Regions from separate parts of the Mus musculus genome. Here region 1 is linked to region 2. The links are chromatin contacts, found by Hi-C or POLR2A ChIA-PET in ENCODE. All regions are on one chromosome and are shown on one strand. Each heading gives the region's core, a stretch centred on a gene start or an enhancer-like site at or near the end of the contact. The rest is flanking DNA. Distances are from core to core; before and after follow the strand shown.

What was found. A loop is a pair of places that touch in the nucleus more often than their neighbours do. ChIA-PET counts read pairs that join two places held with the same protein, here RNA polymerase II (POLR2A).
Region 1: a loop to region 2 is called in a map of heart, with 7 times the contacts of the local background. The contact joins the promoter of Gorasp1 here to the promoter of Wdr48 in region 2. A Hi-C loop is called at or near these places in 4 of 37 maps with a recorded cell type or tissue (T-helper 17 cell and heart). POLR2A ChIA-PET finds 5 or more read pairs at or near these places in 1 of 5 experiments (Patski).

Annotation. Positions count from the first base shown.
Region 1 is chr9:119,936,008-119,940,820 of GRCm38, reverse strand. It overlaps Gorasp1 (golgi reassembly stacking protein 1), which reads left to right and starts at 3,263. Exons shown (of 9, transcript NM_028976.2): 1 at 3,263-3,363. The coding sequence starts at 3,304. It overlaps Ttc21a (tetratricopeptide repeat domain 21A), which reads right to left and starts at 3,215. Exons shown (of 29, transcript NM_028735.3): 1 at 3,071-3,215; 2 at 1,525-1,654; 3 at 295-405. The coding sequence starts at 3,097.
Region 2 is chr9:119,892,882-119,897,574 of GRCm38, reverse strand. Wdr48 (WD repeat domain 48) reads right to left here and starts at 2,680. Exons shown (of 19, transcript NM_026236.3): 1 at 2,618-2,680. The coding sequence starts at 2,665. It overlaps Gm2449 (a long non-coding RNA gene), which reads left to right and starts at 2,663. Exons shown (of 7, transcript XR_871350.2): 1 at 2,663-2,749; 2 at 3,928-4,048; 3 at 4,389-4,507.

The DNA of each region.
Region 1 (4,813 bases), core at 2,014-4,513, 43 kb before region 2:
ATTTATTTTTAAAACTATCTTGGTGAGGAATGAAGATGTTTTCAAGATTCCTGGTCTGGGGAGATGGTCCCTTTTGTCATGCTTTCTGCCTGCTCCCTCTCTGTTGGCTTCAGACATTAGGCCCTCTCAGAGGCCTGTGGGGTGAGGGTGAGGGATAGCCTGTTTTGGCTGGCTAACAGTAGATCTAAGTCGCCTGTGCGTGGGTGCCTTCTTCAACGACTCTTGCAAGCCTGTGTCCCTGCAGTGGCTTTTCCTCCCCTTGGGGCCCAGTCTACCAAACATGGCCACGCTCACCGATGGTGTCGCAGGATTTGTGAGCAGAAAGCAGGGCGATGACCGCGCACAGGGACGTGTCTGGGTGGCTTTGGATGCCTTCCAGCTCGCTGATGGCATCGTGGATGTGGTCTGCAGAAAGAATGTACATAGTCTGATCCTGGGGCTCCAGGCACACGACACAGGGTTCCTGTTGGTCGCTGCCTGCTTTCACACACGAAATCCAGAACACAGTCTGATGCAAAAGCTCCTCGGGGGGCCTGCATTTCCTGGAGGGTGAAGGTCTCTGAAGGCCATTGCCACCATGGTCGGGGCCAGCAAGGGGAGGTCCATGTGTGTACCTGTGCGTGCCGGTCAGAGGACAGACTTAACTGATTTTCTTTAGGCACCATCTGCCTTGTTTGATAAATAATGTAAATATTTTATGTGTGTGTAGGAGGCCAGAAGAGGACGTAAAATCCACAGGAACCGGAGTTATCGATGGTTACGAGAGCTGCCTCGTGGATTCTGGGGATGGAATCAGAGTCCTCTGTAAGAGCGGCAAGTGCTCTTAACCGTTGATCCATCTCTCCAGCCCCCACTTTCTATTTTGTTTTTGAGAAAGGTTCTTTTGTATATCGGGCACTTGAAATTTGATACACAGTCTAAGGTAATGTCGAACTTCCAGAGCCTCCCGCTTCCGCCTCCCATGTGCTCCACTACATCTGGCCGACTGGTTGAGAAACTTGAAACCTAGAGATGTGCCTGAGAGCGAGCCTGGGCACTTTAGAGGGACTGGAGTCAGTTTTGAGGAGGGACCGAGCACTCCCACCTGGTTGTTCAAGGCCTACCGATTACATTTATCCCACATGTCCCTAATGTTAGCTACAGGGTGCTTGGACAGTTCTCAGCACCCAGGCTCTGTTTAAGCCCCACTCCCTCACATCTGAACCTTCCAGTGCTTACACCTCCCACTTCTCTTTTCCTCCAGATCCAACTTCCAAGCCCGAGACGGGTTAAACAGTCCTAGCCTTCTCTCTCTTAACAACCCATTTTATAGATAGGGATACTGAGCCTCATGGCAGGGGGCAGTGAGACACGATCTCAAAAGCTAACCTGATATATAGACTTTACAGGTTTCTGTTCATTAATGGGGGGGGGCTGGGAGGGCCAGGGGTGTTTCCATGGGAACATAGCTAGAAGCTGGCATCCAGATGCTGCTAGAAGATAAAAGCTAGGATGTTTCCCCCTGGGGTAGGAATAATGCCTCACCTTCCCCAAGGATTCCATACGCTCTGAAGAACTGCAGGGCTGGGTCGCTGCTGTACCTCTCTAGGCCCACATTCGCAGCCTGCAGCACATGGTGGAAGTACTTTTCCTGGCTGTAGTAAATGATCGAAGCCTGCATGAAAAGAAAGAACATGGTTGCCATAGCTCCCGTCCCTCCATCTTTGTTCTGGTCACGATGGGGTGAGACCCACTCCTGTTGAGGTGACCCATTCCTTCTCACGTCTACAAACAGGAAGGGAGAGGCAGCATTCAGGCCTGGCCTTCTCCTTCTGCAGCCCTGGGAAGGAAGGCGCTCCAGGGAGTTTGGCTACGGCAGAGGTTTTAGGTGACTGGGGGATGGTCAATACACCATGTAAGCTTCAAGTCAGGCTCATCCTAGGCTGGGAAGGAAGGGGACTGAGGAGTGGTCATTTTCAGGGTCTCCATGTCCTCCGCTATACACATCTTGGTATCTTTCACAGCTAAAGAAGCTGAAGCCCAGGGAGACACAGCCCATGGAGATCACACAGTAATTGGGGCTGAGATTTCAAAGCAAAAGCTCACTTCCTCTAAGGTTTGTGGGTGTTGAGTTGGGGATAGATGTGGTTAGGTCGTAAAAGCCTCATGGGCCATTTGAAAGAGCCTAGACGTCAGACAGGGTCATCAACAGGAACCAGCTCGAATGGCTTTAAGTAGGGGAGTGAAGTTTTCAGATTTTTAAAACTTTTGGCAGAGCCTGGTGTTCATGTATCCCAGACTGGCCTCAAACTCAACTATGGTGAGTTTCTGACCCTCCCTCCCCACCTCTCCGGTGCTAGGATTAAAGGCACCTACCACCACACCTGTTTTATGGCTATCAGGGCTTGGTGCATATTCTAGGAACTGAGCCAGATCCCCAGTTACCTCAAATGATATTCTAAAGAAATGACTCTGGCTGTTGCGTGCAGTGATGTGTGGGTGGCTGCAGGTGGCACATGGGTAATGCCAGGCAGTAGTGCTGGTGCAAAGAGCCCAAGTAGAGAAACCAGGCCAGAGGTGTCTAAGGGAGAGATACATGGTGGCTCTGGAGACTTTGGAAGCTGACACTTCTCGTTAGATTAGGAACAGGGTTGGAGGTGGGCATAGACCTCATAGCAGTGGAACACAGATGGCTTAGGTGGGAGGCAGATGCGATAATGGACAGGCACGGATTGGTTTGGGGGATAGGATCAGGTCTGGGTGCTAATTTGAGGCTAGGGGTGCAGAGGACACTGAGGGGAAATGCTTTGGTTAGGGAGCTGAGGAAGATGGAAGGACTTCTAGAAGCTGCCAGAGTAGTGAACAGAGGGGTAGAGGTGGTTGGGGGGTGGAAGTAGCCTAAGAGTAGAGATGGCCAGAGGGCAGGCAGCAGGGTGGATGGTGTGGCAGAGGGTGGCCCAAGGGCAGATGGCCAGAGAAAGCAGAAAGGTAACCCCAGAGCAGAAATGGTCAGAGAGCAGAGAGCTAGCCCAGGGCAGCAGTCCTGACTGCAGAAGTAGTCCCGAGCGCAGGCGGCCCAGAGTTCACGCACCATGAGAGAGGAGTCATCGCTGCTCATGGCTGCAGCCCGGCTCAGGTGATGACCGGCTGAGCGGGATTCCCAGCTCTGGCCGCCCAATTCGCAGCCCAGCTCACGGCCGGAAGTCTAAGGCGCGCGCGTCCTTGGCAACCTGGCTGCTGGCCTGTTGCTAAGAACTGTGACATCCGGGAGGGCGTGGCCTGGCCCCACGTGACTAGGCCACGCAGCAGCGGGAGAGGGCGGCCATGGGGCTAGGGGCAAGCAGCGAGCAGCCGGCGGGCGGCGAGGGCTTCCATCTGCACGGGGTGAGCCGGGGTGGTGGAAGATCACCAGGGAGGGTTGCACAGCCCCGAGGCCTGCAGTGACCTCCCTGCATGCCTTGCGAGGCCCAGCGCGTCCAAGATCCGAGGCCCCTTCTCTAAGGAGCATTGCAAGGGGCTGGGAGAGCTCGTGGGCTTTGGGAAAGCTGCTGAAGAGGGGGTGAAGTGGCCAGAATGACTGGAGCCAGGGTGGGCATTGGGACCCCAGAGTGAAACATCCCGAGACCTAGATGGGGCCCTACGTGTCACTTGCAGGGAGGTACGAGCGAACAGGCTGCTGGGAAGTATAGTCTGGTTGATAAAGAACGCCGTATGGAGTTGGGGATAGAAAGATCTTTGAACTCAGCTCCCCTGTTTTGCCCCTTTGAAAAGCAGGTAGATGCAGAGCTGTGTGGAGGCGGGCAGGTTTGTCAGGTTGTCTGGCTGTTGGGTCAGCCTGCCTGCCTTCATTCCTTCAGACAGGATCTTGGTACTTAGTTCAAGCTGTTGTTAAACTCTCAGCTGCTCTTTCTCGGTTCCTCTTAAATCTTATCTATCTATCTATCTATCTATCTATCTATCTATCTATCTATCTATCTATTTATTTTGTGGGTGTCTCATTATGTATCCCCGACTGGCCTGGAACTTGCTATGTAGGCTAGACTGGGCTGGAACCTACAGAAATCCATCTGCGTGCGCCTGCCTCCTGAGCCATTATGCCTCTCTGGTCTATGTCAAAGGAAGTCTGGAGTCAGGGCTAGGGAAGCGGTTTCTAGCTGGAGAGCCACATTGGCTTTACAGATCAAAGTGACAAGATTTGTGCTTGGGGGTTGGCAGACATTGGGATGCATCCAACCGGGGGTGTTTTAAAACAGGTTCACGGGAAGTCAGGAGTTTGGGATCTTTGCACAAGGGCTGAGGGAAGTGAGGTGGTGGGGGTGGTGGACGGAGTGAAGGCAAGGGGGGCTGGTTAAAGGGGGACAGGTTGATCAGGTCAGAGGATGAGGACCCGTTACAGAGATGTGTTTTTGGTGTGTGTGTTGTTTTTGTTTGTGCACACGAGTGTGCAAACCAGAGGTTTTAGATCCCTTTAAGTTGGAGTTATAGGCATTTGGGAGCTGTCACACTTGCATGCTGGGGACTCAACCCAGGTCGTCTGATAGAATAATAGGCTCTTTTAACTGCTGACCTATTTCTCCAGTCCCTTTGTTTGTTTGCTTGTTTTTTCTTTGAGACAGGGTTTCTCTATGTAGCCCTGGCTGTCCTGGAACTCACTCTGTAGATCAGACTGGCCTTGAACTCAGAAATCTGCCTGCCTCTGCCTCCCAAGTGCTGGGATTAAAGGTGTGTGCCACCACTGCCCGGCTGTTTTTGATGTAGGATGGCCTTGAGCTCTTGATACTTCCCGAATCCCAGGATTACAATGTGCACGAGTATACCTAGCTATAGACATGTT
Region 2 (4,693 bases), core at 1,431-3,930:
GGCTCTGTTTGAAGTAAAAATTCACATCAGATAGCAAACTAGAGAAGCACAGGAATAACTCTCATCCACTGTCAATTCTGCCCTTAAAGGAAACTTCTATCTAGAGAGGTTTTGATTGTTATGGCTTGGAAGGTACTATTACATCTAGTGGGCAGAAGTCAGGGGATCCTAAACAACTTAAAACACACACGGCAGCGTCCTCACCTCCTGCAGGGAAGACCGAGTTACCCTAATGTATAAAGAGTGAGCAGGCTGAAGTGACACAGGACACTACACAGTTGCTGTTCTTGAGACATCGAAGAACAACTACAATTTATACTTTTGCACCATTTGTAAGTTCTTGCAATGTGCATGCGTGCATCCCTTCTGTGCAATAGGAGATGAAATCAGTCTCCGAGGCTTCTAGCATTGCTCTGTACCTACTGGACAAATCCTAAACCTTCTCTTAGCAGGCTAGTTTCAGATTTTGATAGGAAATAGTGTCCAATCACAATTGGTTTGCTGTTGAACAAAGTGCTAAACACCAAATTCTACCTTCATCCTCTGGCCAGCTGAGTGTGGAATCAGCTTCTCCCTAGGTCTATACGCACCAGCCGACATCTAGCCTATTTAAACACTTTTTTGGCACCTGATGTGATTTTCTTCTCTACTCTTCTCTGTTGTGTGTGTTGTTTTAAAAAATGTTTTTAAAAGATGCTAAGGACAGAGCCTTGTGAGAGGCAGGCACGTGCTCTACACTGAGGTGTATTCCCCCAGAGTCAAGGATAACTTGGAGCCAGTTTTCACTGTCCACTTTGTGGGTCCCAGGAATCAAACTCAAGTCTTCAGGCTTGGCAGCAAGCACACCTCCCCTCCAAGCCATCTTGCAAGCCCATGTCTTTTAAGTCTTTACCCCAAACTGAACGAACTGATAATCCTTACTCTATCAAGAACCACCGTCCTAGTGTGTGGAACTGGACTAAGTTACAACTTAGTTGAAATCAGTGTTTTCACCCCCTTGGCCTGGAGGCTGGGGCTACTTCAGTGCCATCAATGCCATTTGGAAGGAAAGCAGCACCTACCCAGGGAAAGCTAGGGGATTTTTACATTCTTGTCACCTCACTGATCCTGTAAAGTATTTATTACTTGTTAGTGAGCGTGTGAGTGCGTGAGCGCCTGTGTGAGTGTGGTGCACAGGGGCATAAGCACATAGGGACACATGCATGTGGAGGCTACAGGGTGACCTGGGTGCCTTCCCTCATTGCTCACTCTCCACCCTGTTTCTTTCATGGGACCTGGAGTTTATCAATCAGCAGGACTAGACAGCCATCAAGCTTCAGGGACACTCCATTTTCTGCCTCCCTAGAGCTGAGATTTCAAGTGCCAACCCACATGCCAGGCGTCTTTTCAAGTGAGGGGATAGAGATGTTTACGTGGACGCAGATATTCAGATCCTCATGTTTGTGCTACAGGCCTTCCACCAGACTGACCATCTCCCAGTCAGCCCAATTCTAACCATTAAACAACCATTAGTGAGCACACAGGGCCAACAAATGGAAGTCAGTACTATAAAGAGGACACTCATTCAGAAAATGCCACAGCTTTCCAGCCTTATGCTGGGGTTACTCACCTTTGGCCCTCCCTTCTGAACACTGAGTTCAATCCGTGGAGTGTTTACTGACTGCTAAACCCTTTTAGTCTCTTCTCCTCTGTGCGGCAAGTCTATGCACTCAGTCCACTTTAATGACTGAATGCATTTTTTTTTTTAAGGCAGTGTGTCTCGTGTAGCCCAGACTGATTGATCTCAAACTTGGTAGGTACTGGAGGATGACCTTGAATTTCCGATTCCCCTGTCGTCACCACAGAAACACACACACACAAGCAGCGCTAGAAGTACAGGCGGGTACCAAGCATGCCTGGTTTTATGTGGAGCAGGGGGTTTGAACCTTGCTCAGGACAGGAAGGGCTCTGCTAAACGAGCTTTATCCCCAGCACACAAGGCAGCAAGCAAAACTCAAACGTACACCAAACCAACGTGATTTGGGGAAACCCAAAGCACCCACGGTGCGGGTCAGCGAGCTCATCACTGGAGATTCCGACGTTAGGGAGATGAGGACTAAAAAGGAAGCCCGGAAGATGCATAGTGAGGACGGTGGAGGGCGGAGGCAAAGCCCATCGCTAAGGAAGGGACACTGTCATTTCCTCCAGCACAGCGCTCCCACGTGCGACCCGGACCCGCCACGCCCCCGCAAGGCCCCTCGCTTCCCGGCCTCACCCACCCGCGGGCGCCGCGAGGCCTCCGCCGCCGGGTCGCGGCTGTTCCGGAGGAAGGCGGCCGAGAGCAGAGGCAGGTGAGCGGGCAGCAGGCCCATGGCGCCGCCGCAGGCCCGGTGTCCCGGGACGGCGGTTCGCCGGGACGGCGGTTCCCCGCGACCGCTCGCGAGGCCCGCGCGCCCAGTCCGCCCGCCGCCACCTCAGGCCGTTGGCGCCCCGGCCCCACCCCTCGCGCCGCTGCGCCCCGCCCCGCCATCCTCCGGCTGTCGAACCCGGCCAGCCGCGGCCCGAGGCATCCGCCCGCCCGCGGGGGTACCAGAGCCGACGGCAGTGTCGCCAAGGCCGCGGAGCCGGGCCGCCATACCTGCACTTTCCTCCGCCCGGCTGTGTTCTGCCGGTGATGGGCCGCCATCTTGCATGTTGACACTCCGACGTCACTTCCGGGAGAGTTGAAGCGCCAGCGGATGTCCCGCCCTACTCTGTGGTTGGGTAGAAGGTAGGTAGGGCGTAGGCTTTCCGGGCTGGTTGCGAGGGGAGGCGCTGGCGGAGAAATAGCAGCGTGTGGGCGGGAACGCTCTTGGAACCAGGGCTTGGGGGCCCGTACTGGTCTACCTCTGTGCAGCTAAGCCCCAGGGCCGTCCCAGCGCCTGCATGCAGAGAGAAAGCGCTCAAGAGAGTCGTGCTTAAGTCGTGCCCCAGCCACTTAAGCCAGTGCTTAGCAACTGGACCACGTCTCTAACTCCATATTTATAGGTTTTAAAAATAATAATAATAAAATGTTGTTGTCATTTAGTTATTTTGAGGCATGGTCTCGCTGTGTAGTCCTGGCTGTTCTCAAACACCAGCGGAGAGGACAACTTGTGGTAGTCTTCTTCTTCCACTATGTGGGCCTTGAGATTCTAACTCAGGCTTGGCAGTAGGCACCTTTATCCAGTGATTCATCTCACCAGCCCCCTCAGGATCTTACCCAGACTCTCAGAATTACAGACGTGTGCCTGTACAGCTATAATATGGATCTTAGGATGTTAAGTGAGATAATGTTCGCATAGGCCCTGCTAACTTGACAATATATTTTAAATGATCGTTTTGGCAAAAACATGACCAAAGTACTATAACCCCTATGGAAACCCACTACCTTTATAAACTAATTAAAAAATACAAAGGGGCTGGAGAGATGGCTGAGAAGTTGAGAGCACTTGCAGAGGACCTGGGTTTGGTTCCCAGCATTCACCTGGGAGTTCATGAGCTGCAATAAACTCCAGTCCCACACGCCCCCTTTCGGACGCAGGTAGAACACTCTCCCAAAATAGAAGTAAATCTAAAATACAGAATTTCAAAGAGATACACTTGCATGGATGGAAAATGATTCCCCCCAAAAGACATGCATTATTAGATGAAAATCTCAATGCCAGGCATGGGATAGCTTTCTATGACATGGTCAGGGAAGACCCAGAAGCCCCTAAAACAATACAGGCTATAGCTGTTGCACTTGGTTGCCCACCGAAACTAAGTAGTAAGACACTATTGCTGGAGACACTGTATACTTTGGTAGCTGGACACAGAGACATCAAAGTGCACTGACCCAAAAACTTGTCAGTGATGACTCTGTGATGACTGGCTTCTCTGTGATGACTCTGTGATGACTGGCTTCTCTGTGATGACTGGCTTTCATAGGTGCTGTGAATCCTGCCAGGGAAAAAGAAGCATCCGTGATAAACCAGCCGACCACCTTGCCAGGCAAGATGTGCCCGCTGCTGTAGGGTTATGAGGGCAACCAATTACTTTTGGATTTGAGGTCTGTTCTACTGGAAGGAATTCCAGCTTGGTACTGTAACCTGGTCCTGTAAATCCCATGGCTCGGGGCATCACGGCCACAGGGAGGAACCTGTTACTGTGGTTTTGCTAAATTACATGTTATCAGACTTCTTTCTAGAAATTTATATGTATATCCACAAATCCGTACTGTCCTCAGCCACAGCCAGAGGCACTTTCTGTAGCAAGCAGCAGTTGATGCAGAGACTGAAAATGCTGAGACTAAGTGACTGTTGGGTGTCTCGGGGAACTCTGAAAAAAAAATGGCAGAAAGGATGTAAGAGCTGAGAAATGGGCAGAGCCTGTGGAATACTGTCTTTCAGATGGTACAGCCATTGCCCCATGTGCTGCTATGGTTATCTGCAGAAGACCTGTAAATATTCCAACACGCGGCACTGAATGAACTCTGGGTTCTTAACACTGAAAAGGAGAGGACATGAGGGTAAGATGTGTGGAGGGTTCCTAGAGGAGTTGGGGAAGGACATAGGGGTTCCTGGAGGGAGTAGGAGGGGTTTCTTGGGGATAAAAGAAGAGCTGAGTTGGGGGTTGCACATGGCCAAGGTGTATTGTTTACACATATGAAATTGCCTAAGGGTAAATGAAAGACACTGTGTTAAAATGGTCATAT